2 separate regions of the Homo sapiens genome follow, and region 2 is linked to region 1. Evidence: chromatin contacts called from ENCODE Hi-C data. All regions are on one chromosome and are shown on one strand. Each heading gives the region's core, a stretch centred on a gene start or an enhancer-like site at or near the end of the contact. The rest is flanking DNA. Distances are from core to core; before and after follow the strand shown.

Region 1 (4,106 bases), core at 891-3,390:
AGGAAAAAAACTAATCTAAATATGCAAATCTGACAAAGTATACTTATTATAGTAACATATTATTTATAGCAGTGCTCGTCCCATTTTCACAGCATGGCCTTCAAAAAACGTATCTGTACTAAACACTGGCAAGCAGAGATAATTCCCAGGTACAGGGAACCAGTCTGGAGCATTTGGAGCTGAACCACTGTGAGAGCTGAGATCAATATACTGGCAGAAGTGGAGGCCATTCCTAGTTCTGAGAAGCTCTAGTTGTCAATTAAAAGATTCTAAAAACAATGCGATGGCATCAAATTCAGGCTTGGAATCCAACTTTCTAGTCCTAGCATTGATAAATAAGCCAAAGAATTTGTAAACAAAGGTAATTAAAATGTTATCATTTATCTCACCAAACACTGGCACATATCAAATGATACCAGCTTCTAGCTAATTAAACGGATAGCTATTAAAAAAACTGATTCCAATTACCAAGGCAAATCAGAAGATAGCTGTGTTCTAAGAGATCACCTACCTAATAAAAAACACACACATACACAATATACCCTGTTTGGGCATTGTAACAAAATATAAAAATTAACAAAATTTGTTTCTTTTCTTTTTTTTTGAGACAGGGTCTCTCTCTGTCACCCAGACTGGAGTGCAGTGGCACGATCTCGGCTCACTGCAGCCTCGATCTCTCTAGACTCAAGCGATCCTCTCATCTTAGCCTCCCGAGTAGCTGGGACTACAGGCGTGCATCACCTACGCCCAGCTAATTTTTTTGTATTTTGTAGAGACGCGGTTTCGCCATGTTGCCCAGGCTAGTCTAAGAACTCCTGAGCTCAAGCGACCCGCCTGCTTCGACCTCCCAAAGCGCTGGGATTGCAAGCGTTTGAGCCACTGCGCCCGGCCAAAGTTTTTTATTATCTACTTTCCTATCATTTTATCCCTAGTACACTTTCACTTGCTGTTTTCCTTGCATGGCGGGGGCAATAGGCCTGGTGGGTAAATCTGAATAAAAACGAGAACAGCTGCAGTCTAACTAGCTCTGCCACTTAATGGCGTGACTGGCCCTTTTCAGAAAGTTGTGCCTCACTGGAATGTTTCAAAAATATGTAAAAATAATATGATCTATAAGACAATCAAAAACGCTTCAAATAAGGCGCGGGTTATATTACATAATATCCCTCCACTCTGGCAGTGTTGGCAATGGCAGACAACACCATGAAACTGAAAGCATCCCTTCAGTCTGAAACTGGCGAAAAGGCTACAGGTTTACAAAGTCTCACATCAGCTGAAAATAATACATCCATCAATTCTATCTTTGGCATGGTGTATTCTGACAGTGGTGGATAGAATGTAACCACTTGCTTTATTAATTATGAGATGATTGAAAGAGGAACTACTAACCAAGAAATTGGTAAAGGCCTAGCACAAATATTTTCCCCCTAATTTTACAGGGGCGGGAAAGACCTGAAGAACTTCAAAACCAAGTGGGAAATAAGAATGGGTAACTTGTGTATTTTTTTTTCCTGGCTTTTTTTTTTTCCTTCTTCCGAAGTCAACAAAGGCCTCAGGGTGTCCAGATTGCTACTGATTCATTCTTACCAAGTTCCTTCTGGTAATAGTTTTCAAAAGAGGATCTCAGTGGAGGTGCACAGTGGCGCTCCTAGCTTTCTTTTTACGGAAAGGAGGAAAGGTGCTTGGCACCAGTCGGGGAAGCTCACGCCAAGTGACCGAGACCAGAACTCGCTCTCGACCGGAGCCCCCCAAGTCTGGTGACTTGGAGGAAGGAGGATCCCGAATCCCAGCCAGAACTGAGAAAGCCCTCAAAGGTGCGGAAAGGGGACTTTTCCCTCAGGAAAGCCGGCAACAGCAGAGGCCCTAGCCCACGTCGCCACACCCACTCCGCGCGCGCCCCTCGCCTCCCAGGGCCGGCTCTGCTCGGCCCCGCGGCCTCTCGGGCGCCCCCAGCCCGCCGGAAAGAAAGAAGCAGAAACCCGGAGCCTGGGTCCCACCCGCGACCCCTCACCTTCGCCCTTCTCGTCCTCTCACCTGCCAGTCCCCCAGGAAGAACAGGACGCCTCTTCCCCCTGATGGGCGGCCACAGGCTCGGATCCTTCCATTGCCGCCTGAGACACCGCCGCCGGCTACTGGAAGGTAGGAAGGGGCGGGACCGTGGGGGGGTCAAGGGGCGGGCGGAGACGTCATCAGAGGGGGCGGGCCTGGGGAAGCTAGGAGCCCGGCAGCGCCTTCCCGTCAACCCTAGGGGCGTCCTGGTTTCCGGTTTGGGTGTGGCCGCATGGCGTGCTGTGGTGCAGGTGGCCGAAGGGGGCGTTACTGTTGCGACTGGCATCCGCATCCGGCAGATGTAGATGGAACCAAAGTCCAGAAGTTACGCGTCACCCTTGCTCTACAGCCAAACATGCAGGACTCTAGTAACCCGCGAAATGATGGGATAGCGTTGCAAATCCTTAAAAGAGTCTTAACGGTAAGAAGAGGAAACAGCTTTATTTTATAAATAAACTGAAGGCTGCTAATAGCTCCAGATTGTCAGTGAGGGGATACCACTTAAAGATGTTATACATTTAATAAATAATTTTGGGAGTCCACTACATGTGAGGCGCTGCCTCAGATTTAATAGAATCATGTGACTTTTAGTGCCATAGATGTCGTTAGATCATCCAGTTTGGTCCCTTAAATTTGTGGGTAAGGGAAAGGAACTTCCGGTCAGTGCAAGTGACTTGGTCAAGGTTATAGAGCTAGTCACTGTTAGATTACCAGAACACATATCTAAAAAGTTCTCATATAATTCTTTTTCATTTACTTCCGTGTCACCTTTCTTAGAAAGCAAAAATGAGTTGGACACAATAACATTAGGATTTGTCTTTCACTAAATAACACTGTATATTTGAATAAACATCTGCAGGATTTTTAAAATTAGCATATACTTTGGGTATTATGTAATTTTCTGTGATGTATCATATTTTTAATTAGAAATTTTTCCTCTCATATGGAGATGAGGGTCCAGGCAAAACTGTATTATCCTTCGTGCCCTCTATTCTCTTCAAAATTGCACATCTTAAAATACCTGGAAGCTTTATGTTGCTCACCTATAGCATTATCCGTGTTCCTCAATCCAGTTGTGAACCTTTTCCACATTAAAATGTTCTTGATCTGTGTTCTATTCTTTCAAGGCTCTGCTCTAGCACTAAGATAATGCTACAGGACTGAAGATAATGAAAAAGATTGAAGAAAGCAGAAACAGAACAAAAATCAGATTATTTCAAAGTTTCTTTCCTTGTAAAGGTTAAAACAGAGCATACTTCCTTATTATGCCCACTAGGTTAACTAGAATCTCCTGTTTTTTTAAAAAAAACTGGCTCATTTTTTCAAAATCCACTTTAATTACATGGTGCTTAGCACAAGCAACTCCATTCTGGTTTGATCTGATGGGGCCTAGTGTAGAAGGCTAGGCCAAAACAATGGCCTGCCATTACCCACGCTTCTTCATATTTTAACATCCATGAATAGAGGATGAATTTTTAAAAAATAAATACAGAAAACGATGCATCTTAAAATTGAGGGCATGTTAGATTTGATAAAATATGGTGTGAATTATTTCAGGCATGTAACAAGCAACCAGATTTAACAGATTTTAATGTTTTGTCACATATGTAAAATGGGAAAGAAAACTAGGCGATCACAGCTTTTTGACAGTGAGGCTTTATGTCATAAGAAAGTAGAATGACATATTGAGGAAACTTAAGGGAAAAATATGTAGGCCAAAGATTTTACATTCAGCAAAACTAATATACAAAAGGTACAAACTGTTATCAACAATTGATATATCAATTTGGTGAGACTAGTGTTTTCATGAGCCCCTCCTTAATAATTAATTGGAGAAAGTGTCTGACAATCAGAATTATTACAGAAACATTGATCTAAGGATTGACTCGGTTTCTTTACAGCAAATCATAATCTGTTGCATTTATTAGCTTTTGTGTTTCTTGTAGTTTATTCTTTATTACTAATTCTCCTGAGTTCTGTCACCTCATTTCTGAGGTTTTTCTAATTCAGAATCAAGTTCTTCCATATCTTTTATCATTTCTCTAATGTCATTTAGC
Region 2 (4,106 bases), core at 963-3,462, 880 kb after region 1:
GATCCATTTCAACCAGGCATTTGTAGCTTGATATACTGTCTTAATTGCTAAAGTTTGTTTTAAGTCTTTAACTTTTATGATCCTCTAGTAAAATGAATATTTCCATTAGCACTAATTTTTATTAGTTTTTAGACCAAAGAAAGCTAAACATCATTTTATATTTAATGTTTCTTGTATGATTTTTATACCAGATAAGCTAAATTTTACTTTTATATTAGTGTGTTATTAATATTAAACTTAATTTTAATAAAACCTTGTAGACATATTTATCCAATTTTTCATAGTTGACCATAAGGTAAGATTTTATAGACTCTGTTTAACCTTTTACAATTTTTGTTAAAGAGCAGGTTGATGCTTTAAGGAAAAAACCTGTTGCATTTTTACTTTCATGTCTAGTTCACAGAAAAACTGGATAATACTTTTTTAACTTTAGCTAATAAGTTTACACACAGAATTTTCTTTAAATTAACATTTTAAAACTTGCTTGAACTTTTCAAACAATAATTCTTTTTTGACTTTTTAATGTAGGTAAAAATCCACATTCTTATGCCTCCTTATAATCTTCTCATTAAAGTTATATTTTACTTTTTTATACACCTGCACATAAACTGTTTCTTCAATAGCACTCAGGAGGCCTTATTACTTTTAAATTATGCAACATTTTTTGCATAAAATTTTTTATAACTTTTTTTCACGACTTTCGCCAACAATTTTTCAACATGTCTCAACTTTCTGACTTATTACAAACATTTTTTTCTTCTCTTTAAACAACAAGTTAATTTATTTCAGGACAAGAATTTACCATATAACACTCTTTTTACATAAATTTTACCTCCTCCCCCCCCTTTTTTTTTTGAAGATAACCATTCCTTTTTTTTAAAAAGTGAACTTTCTTTATGTCTTTGGACTAGACTGTCTAAGGCCACAAGATTAGAAGTTACCATAATATGTGTTACACTGTCAACTTTTAGCAAACTTCGCTTTTGTTGAAAACCTTGTAAGTTTGAAATTTCAATTATCCTTTGCTATTAATAAGACCTTGTTTAGTCTAAATTTACTTAGAATTGGTATAGATGGCCTTTTTTTTTTTTTTCTCTGCTGGTCTTTCCTTGCCTCTGCCAGCTGCTTATGCTGCTGTTCTCTTAACTATTGTGAGGGGGGGTGGGGGGAAGGGGTCTAAAACCAGCTGTAACTGTCTATGTACAGAACCTGGTCTGGGTGCCTTGGCTTACAGGTTACCTTGTGCCATACCTTAGAAACTAAAAAGACCTATCTAGGCTTCCTTCTGATGGCTAACCTACCTCTAATGCTGGCCAATCTATTTCACACAAAGTTCTAAGTTTTCCTGGAGTCATAGTGACTCCATAGTCTCTATTAAATCCTTTCTTGAAATTCATTATCATAGTTCCCAGTGCAGTGGGCTTACTTTGTGCCTGATCTATGTTTTTTTGAGACAAAACACCATGCTCACAGCACACACACACCACAAAACAAAGAACGGGTAAAAGGGCACACACAAACATTTCAGTTTACACCAAACCAAAATCAAAACCAAAATCAGAGTATCCAGAAATCCAAGCCAGGTCAAAAACCAAAACCAAAGTATCCAGCAATTCAAGTCAAGTCAAAACCAGATCAAAAGTGCCAATACAGGCACACCGTGGGTGATCAGGCTATGCTACACTTCCATTCAGGTGGAGTGGGGCAAGTTCAAAAGACTAGTCCTACCAAGTCTAGCCAAGTCAAAACCAGAACAAAGGTGCCAACACAGGCACACCGTGGGTGACCAGGCCATGCTTCTACTCAGGTGGAGTGGGACAAGTTCAAAAGACTAGTCTTACCAAGTTCCAGATGTCCAGACTCCAAGTGCCAGTTCCTTCCCGGTGTTCAGCCACTGTGTTAATCCTCCACGGGGGCCTGCTACGTGTTGATCTGGTGAGGTGTTCCACTGGGGCAATTTCCTACCCAGGAGCGCTCTTTGGATCTCATCACTCAGGCTGCCCGGAGTACCCCACAGGGATGCTCCACAGGGCAGGCTTAAGCCACCTAAGGGGCTGCCTCAGCCTTCCGTCAGTCACCTTGCTTCTGGGTCAGGGAGCCAAGAAATGTAGCAGGACGAGCCACAGACAAAACCTCTCAGACATCGAGTTGTAGAAGGAAGGGCTTTATTCAGCTGGGAACATTGGCAAGATACTGCCTTAAAATCTGAGCTCCCCGAGTGCACAATTTCTGTCCTTTTTAAGGGCTCACTACACTAAAGATTTCACATGAAAGGGTCGTGATTGATTTGAGCAAGCAGTGGGTATGTGACAGGGGCTGCATGCACTGGTGGTCAGAGAGAAACAGAACAGGGCAGGGAGTTTCACAATGTTCTTCTATACATGTCTGGAATCTATGAATAACATTGGTTTCTAAGTTATGAGTTGAGTTTTAACTACTAAGTTTAGGCCAGGCAGGCCCAGGCATAGTTTCAGTCCTGGCGTTTGGGCTGCCTGTCTTTGGTTTTACTTCCTTGTTGTTTTTTCTTAAACATGTACTGAGTGAAAAACAATATAAAATAATATGAGAAGGTCTTTCTCTTCCTTCACATGCACATTGGTCACTGATCTCGCCTACTGTTAGGCTTCCCTGGGAGCCCAGTTAACAGGGGAAAATCTGCATGACCTCTCTTGGTTTCTCCTGTCCCAAAATCCAACACTGATCCAAGAAGGCTCCAGTATGTGCCAGGCACTCCCTGATCATCTGGTCTTAGGGGGACGCCTCTAAGCCATTTGATTCCGTTCCAGGAACCAAAAAGGCAGAGGTGATAATAGCTCCTTTTATTGTCTTCCTCCAGCTGTCCAGGACAGTCTTCTTTTTCCCTGTTCTCCAGAGCCTACCCTTTGATATGGAAAACTCCCCATCCTCCATTCCAAAAAACAGCCCTCCAGACTGCCTCATAAAAAATCTGCAAACCTTAGGCCTCAGGCAAGATACCCACCCTAAGCGCCTTGTCTTTTTTATACAATAAAACCTGGCCGCAGTATGAATTAGATAACGGGTCCAAATGGCCAGCAAATGAAACACTTGACTTTACAATTTTAACTGGTTAAAGCAATTATTGCCGATGACTGGAAAAATGGGGAGAAATTCCTTGTTCCAGGCCTTTTTGCACTCAGATCACAACCTGACTTCTGCAATTCTTGCTTACCTGTTCAAATCCTTCATTCTCACCGCCCTCATAACCTTTCTCCTCCTGACCCTACCTCTTTTTCCTTGTTGGATCCAGCAGACTGCTGTCCACCCCTCCCAGCCCCTACCCCCACGTCTCAACCATCTTCTATAACTCCCCAAGCTTTCTCATTGTCTTCGCAGTCACCATCTTCCCAGCCACCATCTTCCCAGCCGGCATCACCTCCAAAAGTACCCACTTCTTTTTCTACACCGTCCTCTCCTCAGGAAAACTCTAGCATTGCCTGTACTCAGTCTCCTTCCTCACTGCCCTCTCCTGAAGCCTGTAAACCCATCAAGCCACCTTACACCCCTATGTATCCTCCACTGCCTGTCAACTCAACCCGCCTTCCCCCTTCAAACCCTCAGCAGGAACCCCTTCTGGCTTCTTTCTTCTCTCCTGTCCATACCAGCTTGGGCACCATCTTTGGCCCACGCTGCACCCATACTTCAGTGCGGGTGCTAGAATGCCCCCTTCAGGAAGTAGCAGGAACTGAAGGTATTGTTAGAGTTCATGTTCCCTTCTCCTTCACTGATCTCTCAAACTAACAAGACTCAGTTCATTTCCAGAAGACCCTACCTCTTATATTAGGGAGTTTCAGTACCTTACCCAGTCTTATGCACTAACCTGGTATGACCTCTACTTATCCTGTCTTCCACCCTCACCTTCTACTTATCCTCTCTTCCACCCTCACCCCAGAAGACAGGGACCATATTTGGACCCTGGTTCAGGAGCATGCTAATACAATTCATCATCAAGCTCCTGCCCAGCCTACTGGCACGGAGGCAGTCCCCAACCAGGAGCCCCACCAGGATTATCAAGACAGGGCCTCTGGACACTGCCATCAAGACCACATGATTGTGTATCTCCTTGCAGGACTCAAAAAGGGTGCCCA

Evidence for each region. Hi-C counts contacts between places; a loop is a spot of excess contacts on that map. Pooled maps may share reads with other maps.
Region 2: a map with no recorded cell type shows a loop between it and region 1 (7-fold over the local background). The contact joins the promoter of UGT2B17 here to the promoter of UBA6 in region 1. A Hi-C loop is called at or near these places in 4 of 37 single-sample maps with no recorded cell type and 2 of 50 pooled maps.

The regions. Positions count from the first base shown.
Region 1 is chr4:67,699,015-67,703,120 of GRCh38, forward strand. UBA6 (ubiquitin like modifier activating enzyme 6) reads right to left here and starts at 2,141. Exons shown (of 33, transcript NM_018227.6): 1 at 2,035-2,141. The coding sequence starts at 2,105. It overlaps UBA6-DT (UBA6 divergent transcript), which reads left to right and starts at 2,264. Exons shown (of 2, transcript NR_015439.1): 1 at 2,264-2,470. RefSeq lists silencers at 1,865-2,034, 2,165-2,234.
Region 2 is chr4:68,574,110-68,578,215 of GRCh38, forward strand. UGT2B17 (UDP glucuronosyltransferase family 2 member B17) reads right to left here and starts at 2,213. Exons shown (of 7, transcript NM_001077.4): 1 at 1,842-2,213.